Regions from separate parts of the Homo sapiens genome. Here region 1 is linked to region 2. A link is an interaction called in ENCODE POLR2A ChIA-PET data of the cell type or tissue named here. Cell type or tissue: PC-9. All regions are shown on one strand. Each heading gives the region's core, and the rest is flanking DNA. Links, peaks and the distances in the headings are about the cores only. Region 1 overlaps NMNAT2 (nicotinamide nucleotide adenylyltransferase 2). Region 2 overlaps SMG7-AS1 (SMG7 antisense RNA 1).

Region 1 (8,027 bases), core at 1,838-4,337, 51 kb before region 2:
ACAATTATGAAATTGAAACTACATTTGCTGCTTAAATGAGTCTTTTTAGAGATTTAGTTTAGACTGAAAATTGTTCGTTAAACAGTTTCTCTGGGTAATGGACTTCAACAGCACTTCCTATTTTAAGAACACTTTAGATACTTCCATTCCAACACCCAGAGGTAGGTTATTCCAGGGGTTGGCAAGCTTTCTGTAAATGTTCAGATAGTAAATAATTTTGGTTTTGCAGTCCATAAAGTTTCTGTCACAACCACTCACCTCTGTTGTTTCAGTGCAAAAACATCCAGAGATAATACATACATGAATGAGAGTGGCTATGTGCCAATAAAACTTTATGAATAGTAAAATTTTATTTTATAAAATTTATATGTATCACAAAATATTATTGTTATTTTACATTTTTTTTCAACCATTTAAAAATGTAAAAAGCCATCCTTAGCTTGCAGGCCTTAAAAAATCGGGTAGCTGTCCACATATGGCCTGCAGGCCATAGTTTGCCGACCTCTGAGTTATGTCAATCACCTTATTTTACAAATGAGAAAGATAAGGCTCCAGCAGACTAAGTATACTCCCAGATCAATAGCCATTCAGTTTATTAGTTTCCATATAAACAGAAAAAATGGAGTGATAGGAAAAACTGGGGCCTTTACCCATTCTTTGTCAACACTGTTAACAGCAAGAGAACCTGATATAATATCTATAAATTTTGATTCCCTGGGGTATAACAAGTAAATAATTTTTAAATGGTGCTTAGCAAGATTGGTTCATGGAAAATGAAGCAATTATGGCTTGAATTTATATGTACAATATTTATTGTCTTAATTTTAATTTAAAACGAATGACATGTCTCTTTTTTTAAAAAAAGTCTTCTTTTAAAGATCTTGTAGTTGATGTGATGAGCTATGCACTGCTAAATATTTATCCACACATAAATATTTGAAAAGGAATATGAATAGTCATGGATGTAGTTTCATCTCAGTGCTCCATGGAGGAAGTGTTTCACCTCTCTGTGGGTACTAAGATGAAGGGTTGGAAAAATGTTGAAGAATAAAGCATTGGTGGGCACGGTGGCTCACACTTGTAATCCTAGCACTTTGGGAGGCTGAGACAGGAGGATCACTTTAGCCTAGGAATTTGAGGCCAGACAGGGCAACAAAGTGAGACCATGTCTCTAAAAATTAAAAAAAAATTAAATTAAATTTTAAATAAAGCATCAGAAAACCCAACCCCTTACCATAGTGTCACTTTATTGAGTTTTTTAAATGGTAAATAATTTCAATAGTCATGGAGAATGATATATTTTTGTTTTTGTTTTCTTGAGACAGAGTCTCTCTCTTTCACCCAGGCTAGAGCACAGTGGCATGATCATGACTCACTGCAGCCTCAACCTCATGGGCTCAAGCCATCCTCCCACCTCAGCCTCCAGAGTAGCTGGGACTGCAGATGCACACCACCACACCTGGCTAATTTTTAAATTTTCTGTAGAGATGGGATCTCCCTATGCTGCCCAGGCTGGTCTCGAACCCTTGGCCTCAAGTGATCCTCCCACCTCGGCCTCCCAAAGTGCTGAGATTACAGGTGTGAGCCACTGTGCCCAGCCAGAACCATAGTTTTATAAGAATAGAAATAGGTCTTGATCAAGACCTCCAGGATTAGTGCTAAAAACAAGTGTCAAAAGACAGGATCTCTACAGTGCTTACTTTTCAGACAATTAAGCCTGTGGAGAAGAAAGCAGGCACATATTCAAATCCAACAAAATCATGGAAGATAAAACTAGGGTGAACTGAGTTCACCAAATCTGAGAATACTTGAGCAACAAGGGCATTCCAGTGAAGCACAGTAAAATCTAGATCCTAGGCAAGAACAACCTATCAGGGGGGTGAATTTTTTGCTTGTTTGTTGTTATTTTGGTGGGTTGTACAGCAATAGAATTTCTCACTTATGTATTTCCTCAACAGATATACTTTATACAATGTACAATGGTTCCATTTCAGAAAATAATAAAATCGTGGCTGGGCATGGTGGCACACCCCTGCAATCTCAGCACTTTGGGAGGCTGAGGCAGGCGGATCACCTGAGGTCAGGAGTTCAAGACCAGCTGGGCCAACATGGTGAAATCCTGTCTCTACAAAAATAATACCAAAAAAAAAAAAAAAAATAGCCGGGCATGATGGCGGGTGCCTGTAGTCCCAGCTACTCTGGAGGCTGAGGCATGAGAATCACTTTAACCCGGGAGGTGGAGGTTGCAGTGAGCTGAGACAGAGCCACTGCACTCTAGCCTGGGCGGCAGAGTGAGACTCCATCTCAAAAAATAAAAATAAATAAAAAATAAATAAATAAAATCATGAAAAGAAAGAAAAAGAAAAAATCCACTTCAAAGAGTGATACAGAAATAATAACTTTAAAATGTTTAGATAAAATCACAATGGCAGCTCCCTACTGAACTGCTAACAAAGGGAACACTGACATTTGGGATGCAGGTCCAACATCTGCCATGTACTCCTTTGCCCATCACCTTTCGAGGCCCACTAAAAAAAATGCTGGGTCAGATCTGAACTGCTTGGCACTGCCCCCCTTCCAACCTGTTTTCTGGCTCTCTCATCTGTCCTTCCCTGTGCTCACCTGCACTCTAGCAAGTTCCCTAGAAATTCCTTAATGCGCCATGCTGTTGAGGCTTCCATACATATCCTGCTCTCTTCCCAGAATGCCATTCTCTCTCTCTTTTTTTTAATTTCCTTTTTTTTTTTTAAGAGATGAAGTCTTGCTTTGTTGCCCAGTCTGGTCTTGAACTTCTGGGCTCAAGTGATCCCTCCATCTCAGCCTCCCAAGTAGCTGGGACTACAGCCACATGCCAACACACCCAGCTAATTTTTTAAATTTTTGTAGAGATGGGGTCTCATTATAAATTCCAGGCTGGTCTCCAAATCCTGGGCTCAAGCAATCCTCCCATCTTGGCCTCCCAAAGTGCTGGGATTACAGGTGTGAGCCACCACGCCCAGCCAAGAATGCCTTTCTCTATTCTGTCCACTTGGCAGCTTCAACTTTCAAGCTCAAACTCTCACTAACACCTGCTCTAATGGCCCATCTACCATGTCCAGAGTGGTAACTTCCTCCATGTTCCCACTTTACCTCATTCTCACCTCTTTTGTAACACTTTTCACCTCAATTGCTTTGTTTAGTTTGTTATCTCCTCTAGAGATCATCAATAGCCATAGAGCCTTCCTGACTCTATCATTCCTGGCAGTAAGTCTACCATAGACTTGAGATGAGGAATCTAATATCTCACTCATTACTCATTCAATAAACATTTTTTTTTAAGATGGAGTCTCACTCTGTCACCCAGACTGGAGTGCAGTGGTGCGATCTTGGCTCACTGCAACCTCCACCTCTGACCGTCCCACCTCAGCCTCCTGAGTAGCTAGGATTACAGGCATGCACCACCAGGCCTGGCAAATTTTTTGGAATTTTTAGTAGAGACAGGGTTTCCCCATATTGCAGACTGCTCTGAAACTCCTGACCTCAAGTGATCTGCTTGCTTCAGCCTCCCAAATTGCTGGGATTACAGGCCTGAGCCACCGCACCTGGCCTCAACAAATGTTTAATGAGCACTCACTGTATGCCAGGCACTGTCCTAGGAGCCTGAGATACATTAATGAGCAGAGTAAACAAAGATCTCTGCTCTTGAGGAGCTCTAGCTGGGGAGACAGGCATTGAATAATAAGCATAAGAAAACAAGAAATAACATGCTTTGTTTAAAGGTGATAAGTACGAAGGGGAAAAGATATAAGTAGAGCAGAATAACAGGGACTGGGAGTGTGTGAGGTGCAATTTTAAATTATGTGATCAGGGGAGTAGGTTCTGCCAAGTGGACAATGAGGAGAAGGTTACATTTGAGTAAAGAATTGGAGGAGGGGAGCGAATGAGACATGGGCTAGGTGGGGAAGGGCATTCCCAGCAAAGGGAACATTCAGCACAAAGACTCTAAGGCCAAAGCAAAGATGTTCCATGGGGTTAGCTAAGAATGAAGTGGAAGAGATGCGTTAGGGTGGAGGTGGGGGGCAGAGTGGCTGATCATGGAGGCCTGTAGGCCATGATGATGACTTTGACTTTGATTGACAGAGATACGGAGCTCTGGAGGATTTGGAGCAAAGGAGCAACATGATCTGACTTAGATTTGGCTTACATTTTGAAAGGATCACTCTGTTTTTTTGTTTGTTTGTTTATTGAGACGGAGTCTCGCTCTGTCTCCCAGGCTGGAGTGCAGTGGTGCAATCTCAGCTCACTGCAACCTCCGCCTCCCGGGTTCAAGTGATTCTCCTGCCTCAGCCTCCCAAGTAGCTGGGACTACAGGCATGTGCCACCACGCCCGGCTAATTTTTTGTATTTTTAGTAGAGATGGGGTTTCACCTTGTTAGCCAGGATGGTCTCGATCTCCTGACCTCATGACCCACCTGCCTTGGCCTCCCAAAGTGCTGGGATTAGAGGTGTGAGCCACCATGCCCGGCCAAAAGGATCGCTCTGATAATTTGTTAAGAAATGAGTGTTGCAACCAAGAGTGGAAGCAGAGAGACCAGTTAAGAAGCTATTGCAATAATTCAAATGAAAGTTAACAGTGGTTTGCACCAGGGATGTAGATGGAGAGAGGTTGTTGGTCTTAGTTATATTTTGAAGATAAAGAGATTCCAAAACATTTGGACATAAATAGTGTGTCCAAAACAGGGAATAATTAAGCATTAGTCCAAGGTTTTTGGCCTAAGAAACTGAAACAAGAATAAAACTATAAGCATTTAGTCTTATCTAGGGAATATGCTTTACTATCTCTTCTACTGCCTGGTAAATATTAAATGAGGTCAATATGTTGCAGCATGTCTATTCATGTGGAGGCAATTTGATGTAGGAGGAAAAACAGAAAAAGAATGCTATTTAGCTGCCATCACTTCCAGGGGTTAGCCTCAGAGTCTTGCTCCTTTGCTACTTCCTCCTCTTAACCTCTTATTGCCATGATTATAAGAATTTTCCTGGCTGGCTCACTTGTATAATGCTAAAGAGAATTATGCATTAAATTTAAGAAAAAATAGCTTAATGGCAGTATGGTTTAAAGAAGTTCAAATAAAGTGGCTTCATGATTAGGATGATAATGGGGAAGATGATGATACTAGTAGTGGTCGTAATATTTGCCTTTGCTGCAGAGTTTACAAATCATGGAGACACTGGAAGATGTAAAGGGAGGAGGGAGCCAATACCAGGAGGATGGCCTTGGTCACAGCCAGAAATGACCAAATTCAATTCTTTTTCTGGGCTCAAGCGGACCTTTCACCTCAGCCTCCTGTGTAGTTAGGACTACAGGCACCATGTCCTCCTGTTTTTGGTCACATTCTCCTGGATGCTGGTGGAGGGACTACTGCTGGAGAGCACGGTGGTGGCTGTGAGCATGCACCCAGCCTAAGCATGAGACTCTACTATGCCACAGGCTGGGGTACTTGGAAAATGATTATAGTAGATCTTGTGCCATTTGAGTTATCAGTATTGTGGGTCTTTTCGAAGAAATATGATTTTTCTAAAGAAATATTAATTTTCTTTTCTTTCTTTTTTTTTTTTTTTTTTTTTTGAGACGGAGTCTCGCTCTGTCGCCCAAGCTGGAGTGCAGTGGCGCGATCTCGGCTCACTGCAAGCTCCGCCTTCCGGGTTCGCGCCATTCTCCTGCCTCAGCCTCCTGAGTAGCTGGGACTACAGGCGCCCGCAACCACGCCCAGCTAATTTTTTTGTGTTTTTAGTAGAGATGGGGTTTCACCGTGTTCGCCAGGATGGTCTCGATCTCCTGACCTCGTGATCCGCCCGCCTCGGCCTCCCAAAGTGCTGGGATTACAGGCATGAGCCACCGCGCCCGGCCTAGAAATATTAATTTTCAAAAACAGCGGCTGCCATAAGTTTCCAATTCCAATTGTTCTCACTGAAGCTTATTTCAGAAAGCTCTCCCTGATATTAACCACCCGACCTGAATGAATGACTCCTTGCAACCTGGTTATTCCTCTCTGTCAGGCATTAGACCTCTGACTGGCTTAAAAGGAGGAAAGATGCTAGACTTTGGTAATTTTTGGAGACAATATCAGAGCGCAGTGAAAAGATAATAGTTTTTGGAGTCATGGATTTAAACTGCAGCTAGCAGAAACAGGAGTTTGAGGCTGCAGGAAGCCATGACCCTGCTGCTGCTCTACAGCCTGGGCAACAGAGCAAGACCCTATATCTACAAATTAAAATAGAAAAAAATACAAAAAATAGCTAGAAATATTTCTGCTGTGATGAAATTCCCCAATTCCTCTGTTTTTGTTTATATAGCCAAAATAATCTGAGCTGTCCTTTCTTACTTTTCTATTTAAACTTGCTCTCTGACTTCCCAGTGGTAGATTTATTGACAAATATAGCTATAAATGTAAAGAAAGCTACATTAAATTATAATCTCTACATAGTTAAAAACTAAGCAGTTACATTTTTTAAAACTTCCAATTCCACATTATCTTCTTATGTAATGAGGCAGACCCATGAGATATGACATCACTCATTTATGAGTTTACTTTGCCAAAAACTTTTACTCATCCCTGAAAGCATTTTAGTTACAGTTGAGTATACAAGTGTCAAATATCTCTCACAAATACTATTTTTTCCTGTATGTTTCTATAGTTTCAAATAGGAGAAATAATATCAACTTCCCTTTCAGAGTAAAAGAAAAGTTCATTCTAAAAATATTTACAAATATTGAGAATTGTACAAGTGCTACTTTACAAAGATGAAGAGTGAGTTTTGAATGTCACTTCTCTTTTTGTTTACAGTCTCTCTTTTTCCTTTGATAAGAAATTGAATTTCAGGATATAGGAGCTCTATTTAAAATGCCTAATTTCAAAGTCTTGTTTGTGTCTGTTTTTTAAAAAAAAATTATTACAAATTTCAGTCACCTTAAAGAAAGCTTGAAAAAAAATTTTTAAGGCAGAGTCTGGCTGTATTACCTAGAATAGAGTGCAGTGTGCTATCTTGGCATACTGCAACCTCTGCCTCCCAGGCTTCCACCTCAGCCATCCTCCCACCTCAGCCTCCACAGTAGCTGGGACTACAGGCATGCAACACCATACCTGGCTAATTTTTATATTTTTTGTAGAGATGGGGTTTCACCATGTTGCCAAGTCTGGTCTCAAACTCCTGAGCTCATGTGTTAATGTCCATCTTCACCTCCCAAAGTGCTGGGATTGTAGGAGTGAGCCACCACACCTGGCCAAAAGTTTGATAATTTAGTTGTATTAATTATTTCCGTGTTGTCACAGAGAAAATTTTTAAAGCAATTTAAAAGGAGGAAATAGTTCATAAATAACTGGTTTCTTTAGACATGAGACAAAGATCTTAAGGAAAAGCACATATATGAATCTCACTTAGTTGATGGCCAGTTTAATTCTCTTAGTTTATGGTTCATGAAAATAGAGTGTTCATGGAATTATGCAGTCAGAAGATGAGCGGGCACTTCCTCCAGCCTTTGTTGCAGTATGAAGGCCTCTGCAAGAGGAATCAGGAACATGAGGCTCAAGTCTCAGTGCCACCCATTCTCCATGTGTGTTCATAAGTCACTTGGCTTCTGTCAGTTTCTCATTTGTAAAATAAGGGTAATAATGTTTTTCTTATAAGGTTTTTAACAGGAATAAGTAACATAACATAGATGAAATGGCTTTGTTAACCAGAACTGCTCTACAAAAATAAATTATAAAATTTATCCAGAGCTCAAAGATTCCAATAAGACATTCTACCAAAAATAGTTGAATGTGTATTTTGTGTTCTTATTCTTGCCTCATTTTCACCTGTTTATGTGCTAAATTCTTCATTAGGTAATAAACTCCTTAAAGCCATAGTGAGTGAACATATTATATCCTTTTTTTGTATTACTCTCTGAATTATACTTTAATGGACATGCAAAGGACTTTGTTCACATTCTGCCCTGGTCCTCAGTTCTTATACTAAGTAAATAATCGTTACTGCCAAAAGTCTCC
Region 2 (10,050 bases), core at 4,551-7,050:
GAGGCGGGCGGATCACGAAGTCAGGAGGTCAGGAGATCGAGACCATCCTGGCTAACACGGTGGGACCCCGTCTCTACTAAAAATACAAAAAATCAGCCGGGCGTGGTGGTGGGAGCCTGTAGTCCCAGCTACTTAGGAGGCTGAGGCAGGAGAATGGCGTGAAACCTGGAGGCGGAGCTTGCAGTGAGCTAAGATGGCGCCACTGCACTCCGTCCTGGGCGACAGAGTGAGACTCCATCTCAACAACAACAACAACAACAAAAACTTTAGAAATCGTTAGGAAAATAAATGGTTAAGCATGCATGTCAAAATTTTAACAGTAGCTTCTGAAAGAACAGACAAAATATAACCCACTTCAAATAGAGGTAAAAGCAAGGGAATTTTCAAAAGTTATCAATCCAACAAAGGCAAGAGAGGCAAACAAACAACAACAACCACAAAAAAAAAAAAAAAAAAAGAGAAATCATTGCGAACAGAAAATCAAAAGTATATTGGAATCCCAGCACTTTGGGGATCCCAAGGCGGGCTGATCACCTAAGGTCAGAAGTTGAAGACCAGCCTGGCTAACATGGCGAAACCCTGTCTCTACTAAAAATACAAAAGGTAGCCAGGTACAGTGGCACGTGCCTGTAGTTCCAGCTACTTGGGAGGCTGAGGCAGGAGAATCACTTGAACCAAGGAGGGAGAGGTTGCAGTGAGCTGAGATCATGCCACTACACTCCAGGCTGGGCGACAGAATGAGACTTCCTCTCAAAAAAAAAATAAATAAATACATTGGTAGACATCAAAAGTAGACATTGGTAGAGATAAATTCAAATAGATCTTACTCATATAAATTGAACTTTTCAGTTAAAAACAGACTGTCAGGATTAAAAACAACAACAAAAAATCAGCTATATGCCACATACAAAAGATGTGGCCATAATAAAATAACATAGAAAAGGTTAAAAATAAAGGTAAAAGTTATAGCAAGCAAATGCTAAACAAAAGAAAGTTGAAGTTTAATATCAGTAGCAGACAAAAATAGTATAAAGCAAAAAGTATTAATAAGGATAAAAACATTACGTAATAATAAAAATTAAAAATTGCCAAGTTCTATCTAGCTGACCATATAACCATGATATAAAACAAAAACTAACAGAATTACACCAAAAATTAGTACATCAACACTATATTGAAATTAAAAAAAATTTTTTTTTTAAACAAGTTCTCACTGTGTTGCTCAGGCTAGGCTGAAACTTCTGGGCTCAATGGATTCTTCCACCTCAGCCCCCTGGGTAGCTGGATCTATAGGTCCATGCCACCAAGCCCAGGTGCTATATTGGAAAATTTAAATATGTCTTTTTAGAAATTCACAGATCAATTAAACAGAAACTAAATTGAAAGTTGGCAGATGTTTTTAGTATTGTTTTCCTTGTGTACAAATTGTAATTTGCAGGTCATCTAGAGTGATAGTTTTTCCTTTTTTTTAACTTATTCCGTTGGTTTCCTGTTTTAGCGTTGCGTCCATGTAGACCTGAGACCCCCTGGCTATGTGTCTCAGGATGTGTCCTTCAGTTCTGCCTCCTGAGCCTCAAGGTAGGTTAGCCTAAGTCTTGTGTGTGCTAGTTTGTTTCCTTTCACCACCATAACTAAGCAGTTTTTGTTGTTTTCTGTTTGCTTTGTTTTTTAAACTCTAGCCCAGGGTAGAAGTCACAGTTTTTCCCAAATTTCAGTTTCACAATGAACCTGACTAAGGTGCCCTACCATGTTTGGGGTGCCTTTGATCTCCACTACTGGGAAGGATTCAAACTCCTAGAAAACTTCTACCAGCTTCCATACTCAGAAGATCATCGAGGCTGTAGCTGTAGCCCCCACTAAACCAGTTGTGTTGGTCTTTTTTTTTTTTTTTTTTTTTTAAGATGCAGTCTCACTCTGTCGGCCAGGCTGGAGTGCAGTGGTGCAATCTTGGCTCACTGCAACCTCCGCCTCCTGGGTTCAAGCGATTCTCCTGCCTCAGCCTACCCAGTAGCTGGGATTATAGGTGTGTGCCCTCACACCCGGCTAATTTTTGAATTTTTGTAGAGACAGGGTTTCTCCATGTTGGCTAGGCTGGTTTCGAACTCCTGACCTCAGGTGATCCACCTGCCTCGACCTCCCAAAGTGCTGAGATTACAGGCATGAGCCACTGTGCCTGGCTGGTCTTTCATTTTGATGCCCAGAGATGATTGTTTTGTTAATGAACCCAGAGATGTCTTTTAATTTTTAATTAAATTTTATTATTGAAGTTCTTGGAGAAGATGTAGAAATTCAAAGTGTGAGCTCCACAAAACCATTTTGACCATTTTCCCATGACATTCTGGATGTGGGGAACTCTGGTCTTGCTACCTTTTTTGGCTTTCCTTAGTAATATGGATTCAGGCTTCTTGTATTCTCAAATGCCAGAAATCTATTTGGAATCTCTAAATCACAGGGCTTCTGGCTCAGGTAGAGGCAGAGTATAAAACCCCCTGTTTCTTGCTCTCCTCACTGACTTAATGTATACGACAATTAGAGACATTAAAACAATATATTCTGGTACTGAAACTCTTGCTCTTAAATTAGTCTTTATCCTAAATTTTTTCAAAGTCTATGCATTTTTGTAACCTTAAGTTTTGAAATCCAGTAGGGAAGGGGTGTAAGAAAAGGTGTGTGGAGGAAAACCCCACAATTACATCTCATTATTATTCTACCAGAGAAGAGATTTTCCTCTCTGCATTTATGTTCTGGAATCTACTTTTTCTCATTTCCCCAGAGGCCTCACTCTTATCTACCTCTCTCTCTCCCTCTTTTTTTTTTTTTTGAGACAGAGTCTTGCTCTGTCTCCCAGGCTGGAGTACAGTAGCATGATCATAGCTCACTGTAGCCTCGAATTCCTGGGCTCAAGAGATCGTCCCACCTCAGCCTTCCCAGTAGCTGGGACTATAGGTGCATGCCACCATGCCCAAGTTATTTTATTTTATTTTATTTTTAAGATGGAGTCTCCCTCTGTCACCCAGGCTGGAGTGCAGTGGCATGATCTTGGCTCACTGCAACCTCCACCTCCTGGGTTCAAGCGACTCTCCTGCCTCAGCCTCCCCAAGTAGCTGGGACTACAGGTGTGCACCACCACAGCCAGCTAATTTTTTTGTATTTTTAGTAGAGATGGGGTTTCACCATGTTGGCCAGGCTGGTCTCAAACTCTTGACCTCAGGTGATCTGCCCACCTCGGCCTCCCAAAGTGCTGGGATTACAGGTGTTGAGCCACCGTACCCGGCCTATTTTATTTTTTATGGAGACGAGGGTCTTGCTTTGTTGCCCATGTGGGTCTTAAACTCTTGGGCTTAAGTGATCCTCCAGCTTCCGCCTCCCAAAGTGCTGGGATTACAAGCATGAGCCACCATGCCTGGCTGGCCTCTATCCCTGATTTTTCTATATCGGATGTTTTCCTGCTGAAGTCTCCCACCTCTTTATAAGACAAAACTATCTTTCATTCATTTTGTAGGCAAGCTTTCTAAAAACCACACAAGTAGCTTTAATTACTATCTAACTGCTGATGACTCCCAAAGCTACAACTCTAGTACAGATTTCTCTCATGTTCTCCAGATACACAAGTTTTCTCAACCCCAGACAAATGTAGTTCAGCATGTCCAAAATAAATTCATTATCTCCACATCCCATACACCTCTCCAAACCTGTTCCTTCTCTCTTACATTTTCTATTTTCATCCATTTCTCAAGCAGAAACCTGAGAGTCTTCTTGATTCCTTCCCATCCAATAAATCACCCAGTTCTGTCATTATATTTCCATTTAAGGAATTTCTATAGTCACACATTTGTTAAGTACCACTAGAACCATAGCAGTATAATGAATTAAAGATGAGATTAGGCTGGGCACGGTGGCTCACCCATGTAATCCCAGCACTTTGGGAAGTTGAGGCGGGTGGATTGTTTGAGCCCAGGAGTTTGAGACCAGCCTGGGCAACATGGTGAAACCCCATCTCTACACAAAATAAAAAAATTAGCTGGGTGTGGTGGTGCACACTTGTGGTCCCAGCTACTCAAGAGGCTGAGGTGGGAGGATTGCTTGATCCCAGGAGATCAAGGATGCAATGGGCCATGATCATGCCACTGCACTACACTCCAGCCCAGCAACACAGTAAGACCCTGTCTCAAAAAAAAAAACATAAACAAAAAAAAAAACAAAACAAAAAAACCCCAAAAAACATGAGGTTAAAGTGGTAGAATGAAAAAAGATTTTTAATATCATTAAATTCAAGGTAAAAGATAATTTGGGTAAAGAAAACATAATTAGTACTACCAAATGGGTGTGGTGACTCATGCCTGTAATTCCAGCACTTTGGGAGGCCAAGGTGGGCAGATCACTTGAGGTCAGGAGTTTGAGACCAGCCTAGCCAACACGGTGAAACCCTGTCTCCACTAAAGATACAAAAAAATGAACTGGGCATGGTGGCATGCACCAGTAATCCCAGCTACTTGGGAGGCTGAGGCATGAGAATTGCTTGGATCCTGGAGGCAGAGGTTGCAGTGAACTGAGATTACCTCACTGCACTCCAGCCTGCATGACAGAGCAAGATCCGTCTCAAAAAAAAAAAAGAGGAGAAAATGAAAATTTACACGAGATTATTAGATTTAGTTCAAAGGTTTCTGGCTATCTATCTGAAGCTTACCTGAGGGGTAAAAGAGGACTTTCTGCAGAATATACAGTAGTTTACAACTGTCTGGACTACCTTATTTTGTTTTGTTTTGTTTTGTTTTAAATGGTATTTTCACTCATACTAAAATGGGTGAGAGTAGAGTGATATTCCACCTTGTACCCAAAGTCCATTGCTTCTCGGCTTTTTGGCAAAGATTAAGTGTAGTATCAAGTGTACACAAAGTCCAAATTCAAATGATACAATCTGTTTTGGAGAATATTGACATTTATTTATTTATGAGATAGGGTCTGGCTCTGTCACCCAGGCTTGAGTGCAGTGGCACGATCTTGGCTCACAGCAACCTCCATCTCCTAGGCTCAAGGGGTTCTCTCAGCTCAGCCTCCAGAGTAGCTGGTTCTACAGATGTGTACCACCATGCCCAGCTAATTTTGTTTTTTTTTTTTTTTTGGTAGAGATGGAGTTTTGCCATGTTGCCCAGGCTGGTCTCAAACTCCTGGGCTCAAGCAATCTGGAGAATATCGGTCCTCTAAATGGCAATATAAAGTTCCTCAGGGTGTATAGCTTCTTGAACTGGATCTTAAATGGAATCATTTCCAACTGTCATAGATTTTAGGCAGCAAAACTAGGGATGCCCCACTCAGAATTTAGAGATTGCTGAGTCTGGAAGTATACTTTAGAGGCAACAGAGTCCCTTTTCTTGATTTTAAGACAGACTGGGGATCTAGCCTCTTCTTAAAATCTCCCATGGAAAACAGATTATAATAGATGGGTGTCTGACAACTATTACTACCACCAGGCAATGTGCTTCTTTGCTCATCTATCTCTTCTTTCTCCTCTTCCAGGCTTCATGGTTTTCTTTTTTCTTTCTCTCTTCCCCTATTCTTTCTTCTTTCTCAATTCAGTTTTCCTGCCTCTTTTACTTTCTTACCCACAAATGGGGGAAAAAAAAAAAACCAAATGTGGAAGTTCCTGACTGGCCACATTCCAGAGAATTGAGGAAATGCAAGTTGTTACATAACTGGGCGGGGCCAGTAGCATGACCTAGAGTTGAGGGAGGGGCAGAAAATAATTTTAAAGGTAAGAAAAGGCAAAATGGCAAATAAAGACAAATTAAGATATAACTTTAAACTTCTTTTACTTAAAATAATTCTCTGTGAATTCCATTCAGGGCATGCCATCTTTCTCAGGCTGTGACGGTTCCCAGAAGTAGATCTGAAAATTACCAAAGAGGCATTTTGGTCTGTACTGGTGTATTAAAACATGATCATCCTCATCAATTTTTGCTCATACATAAGTATTAGTGCCTGATACTGCATTAGAGCCATAGGAATTGCCTGTAACAAGATTGTTTTTTTCAATCATCAGTTGTGAAAAGCTATTACACTTATCTTTTTTCTTTCTTTTTTTTCCTTTAGACAGTCTCACTCTGTTGCCCAGGCTGGAGTGCAGTGGCGCAATCTCGGCTCACTACAACCTCCACCTCCCGGATTCAAGTAATTCTTCTGCTTCAGCCTCCCAAGTAGCTGGGATTACAGGCGTGAGCCACTGCTCCCGGCCCTACACTTATCTTTAATGTGCTTCCTTTTCAATGTCTAATGTTACTTTCAGACTCCTATAATATAGAAGTTCAGGCATTCTTTAAAAACAATGCTAACCACCACCAAAACAACAATAACCATAATAAACTCAACTTTGCTTTTTGGTTGGCAGAAAATGTTGAAAAATGTATGAAATTAAAGCCAACCGTAAGTAGTCTACCTCAGAAATAGCTGCTATTAACATTTTATTATATGTATGACCATTTTCTATGTAATTCTATTTCATAGTTGCACTTTACATCTATAGTTTTGTATCTTTCAGGCATAATTTAGTATACTTTTAGCCATGGTTTTCCATCACTTTTCTGGTAGATGAGCTGTATGTATTCCTTTTCCTGCTGGGAAATAGAATGTGAACAAGTAAACTATGCAAAATCTCATTCTGAAGGACTTTACAGTTGACTGGGACACTTACGTGGATTATCTGATTGCATGCCTGTACTCGATCTCAAGTGGAATGGTTCCAAAGACCTCTACCACGGCATTTGTCACTCTATAATATAACTTCCCTTTTACTTAACTGTCTTTTAAACTTAAGCTCTGAGAGCAGGACTGTTTGTTCACCATTTTCACCCTAATGACTAGCATATGACCTGATACAATGAAAATTCTATTTATGAAAAGACTGAAAGACTGAATAAATTACTAAATACTAAAATTCTAGAGGATCCACAGCTCATCAAACTTCTCCATAGTAGCAGGATACACCAAGATTAAGATTCCCAGAAGTAAAATTTTAGTTTCGATATAGATTTGTCTTGAAAAAGCAGAGAAAGATGGGAATTGATCATCATCAATTGAACATGCTCTATAGATACTAAACTCAATTCTACCTAACATTCCTACAGTGCTTTCATGCTGAAATTTGACTGTTCCTCAAATACTTAGAGAAAATTAATTTCAGCTTCTTTCTACAGCTGGTAACCTTCTGTAACATCTAGGCCACTGCTGCCTGTATTTTGGAAATGTTGGCATTCCAGTTATTTGGCATGCCCTCTAGTCCTGGTCTTACCCACAGGAACATTGTTAAAGAACTAAAACTGGTGGGGTGCATTGACTCATGCCTGTAATCCCAGCACTTTGGGAGGTTAAGGCAGGTGGATTGCTTGAGCCCAGGAGTTCAAAACCAGCCTGAGAAACATGAAGAAACTCCATCTCTACTAAAAATACAAAAATTAGCCAGGCGTGGTGACATGTGCCTGTAGCCCCAGGTACTCAGGAGGTTGAGGTGGGAGAATGGCTTGAGCCTGGCAGGTTGAGGCTGCAGTGAGCTGTGATTATGCCACTACGCTACAGCCTGGGTGATAGTGAGAGACCCTGTCTCAAAACAACAACAAAACAACAACAACAACAACAACAAAAATTAAAACTATTCATGTCCTCTTGGACAAAGAAATGGATGACTTGGAGGACCATAATGGGAACATTATAGCCAATGGTTGAGAGAGCACGAGAGTGAAACAGCATGCAAGTCAAAGCCATTCCAGAGGTGTTAGTTTGAAAGAGGGCAGGGGAAAGCATAAACAGCTGGTTTTGCTCCGTAGAAGCCTCCTTATCCTCTTTAGCTTTGAACCAGATCTTGGCTCTCATTTCATTCAAATACAAAACAGCTAATGAACTGAGATATCCTTCACAAATAGATTAAAGAATTTATACTGGCCAGGCATGGTGGCTCACACCTGTAACCCCAGCACACTGGGAGGCTGAGGTGGGAGGATCACTTATCACTTGAGGTCAGGAGTTCATGACCAGCCTGGCAGACACAGTGAGACCTCAAAAATAAAGAAAATTTAGCTGGGCATGCTGGTACATGCCTGTAGTCCAGCTACTTGGGAGCTTGAGGTGGGAGAATCACTTGAGCCCAGGAGGTTGAGGCTGTAGTGAGCCGTGATTGCACCACTGCACTCCTGCCTGGGCAACAGAGTGAGACCCTGTCAAAAAGAAAGGAAAGGAGAGGAGAGGAGAGAGGAGAGGAAGAAAAGTGAAAAAAAGTAAAGAAAAGAAAAGAGAGGGGAGGGGAGGGAAGAGGGAAGGGGAAGGGAGGGAAGGGGAGGGGAGGAGAGGGCAGGGCAGGGCAAGAAAGAAAAGACAGAGAAAGAAAGAAAGAGAAGAAGGAAGGAAGGAAGGAAGGGTCATATGATAAAACTGGTCATATAGTTTTGAGGCAGTATGCTGTGTACCTCTACAGCAGTTTGTATTTGTTTTTAAAGGTGCATTTAACCTACATTAATTAGAGTGTGTATGCAGTTCTTATTCACCCTTTATATAAAGTAAGAGCATTCGTTGAGTGTCTACTAAGTGCCAGGCTGCTTACATATGTTACATGCCTTATTTAATTGAATTGAATTCAGAACCTGCCTCCAGAAACATAATTATCACATTTACTTTGAAATTGGATATAGCCCTTTCCTTAAAATCCTACATTCAGTTTACTTAGCCCTATCCCATTACAGGCAAAAAAATTAACAATAATAATGCTAGAATTTATAAACACTTCTCTGGTGAAAAATAGAGACCACTGAGCTTTCCATTCTACACCCTGATCCAATTTTCTTTCCGAAATTTTAAAGGTAACTTTTTGTATTACATTCTAATTAGCTGATAGCCTCTCTTCTCTTTTGCCATCCTTCCCTAGCACCCTCTCCTGCCACATAATGAAAGAATTAACTGCACCTAATCTCAAATTTAAAAACATAAAGTTAAATAAAAATAATTTGGACGTTGAAGACTTTTTCTACATCAAAGTCTGAGATGCTGTTGTGAGATAACTGATGAGTTATCCTTCATCTTATAACTGTGCATTTTACTCATTGCTTAAATATTTCATTTAATTACAACTTTAATCTTGTTAAATGTAATAGCAATTTCAATTACCGAGATTAGTTGAAGGCCCAATAAAATTATTTTCTTACTGCTTTAGGATTACTTCTAAAGAATACGTGGTCCAATTTTTTTTTTGTTTTAGAGATGGGGTCTCACTATGTTGCCCAGGCTGGTCTCGAATTCCTGGGCTGAAGCAATCTTCCACCTTGGCCTCCCAAAGTGCTGAGATTACAGGTGTGAGCCATTGTGCCCAGCTCCCAAATTTCTATTAATTTGGTTTTTGTTTTTTAATTCCTTGACTTAATGAACATTTATTGAGCATTCCTTGTATCTGGTGTTCTGCTAGGGAAGTGATAATACAAGAGTAAGCAAAATAGGCACAGCATCTACTCTTACAGAGCTTACAATTGGAGGTAACAGACATTAAACAAAGATTTACAAATATGAAAGACTTACAAATGCCATGAAAAAGAAGGGCAGAGTGCTATGGGAACATATAACCAGTTTAGCTAACTTAGCCTAATGGTTGGGGGTTGGAAAGTAGAGAAAGCTCGTCCAAAGAAGTTCAGATTTAGGCTTAAAGCATAGGTAGACATAAGAGTAGTCTGCGGAGAAGAATTACCCAGATAGAGGGAACAACTTATCTAAAGGCTCCGAGAAGAAAAGAACACTGCTTATTCAAGGACCTAGCAGAAGGTCACTATAGCTAGAGTGGTGATACCAGGGGGTGGGGAGGGTTGTCAGAGAAGAGGCAGGCAGAGACCAGAACAGAGGTCATCATAAGGATTGGAAACTTTATCCTAAGGGTAATGGAAAAGCAATGGAGACTTAAAGCCAGGGGAAAAAACTTTTTAAAAAGCTTAACATAGCTAAAATGTGGAATATACGTACACATTAATTTACTATTTAATTTGTTCCAGAATGTGTTCTTACATCTTAACCCAACAATATTAA

What was found. ChIA-PET counts read pairs that join two places held together with the same protein. Peaks named below come from ENCODE experiments on the same cell type or tissue, not always from the same donor. Only the 100,000 strongest peaks of a DNase experiment are listed, where the experiment ranks them.
Region 1: POLR2A ChIA-PET joins it to region 2 with 6 read pairs; 5 of 35 experiments call an interaction of 5 or more read pairs at or near these places.

Annotation. Positions count from the first base shown.
Region 1 is chr1:183,408,017-183,416,043 of GRCh38, forward strand. All of the region lies in intron 1 of NMNAT2 (nicotinamide nucleotide adenylyltransferase 2), which reads right to left. Among named protein-coding and RNA genes, the nearest start is that of NMNAT2, 6.4 kb to the right of the region's middle. In PC-9, for the core only: no CTCF peak of the experiment used is centred there; a DNase peak (open chromatin) is centred at 3,215; H3K27ac peaks cover 1,809 bases.
Region 2 is chr1:183,455,953-183,466,002 of GRCh38, forward strand. SMG7-AS1 (SMG7 antisense RNA 1) reads right to left here. Exons shown (of 5, transcript NR_040063.1): 4 at 5,814-6,009; 5 at 4,922-5,716. It overlaps LOC105371646 (a long non-coding RNA gene), which reads left to right. Exons shown (of 4, transcript XR_922351.2): 3 at 1,499-1,578; 4 at 6,091-6,931. Among named protein-coding and RNA genes, the nearest start is that of SMG7-AS1, 11 kb to the right of the region's middle. In PC-9, for the core only: no CTCF peak of the experiment used is centred there; a DNase peak (open chromatin) is centred at 5,669; H3K4me3 peaks cover 1,090 bases; H3K27ac peaks cover 2,500 bases.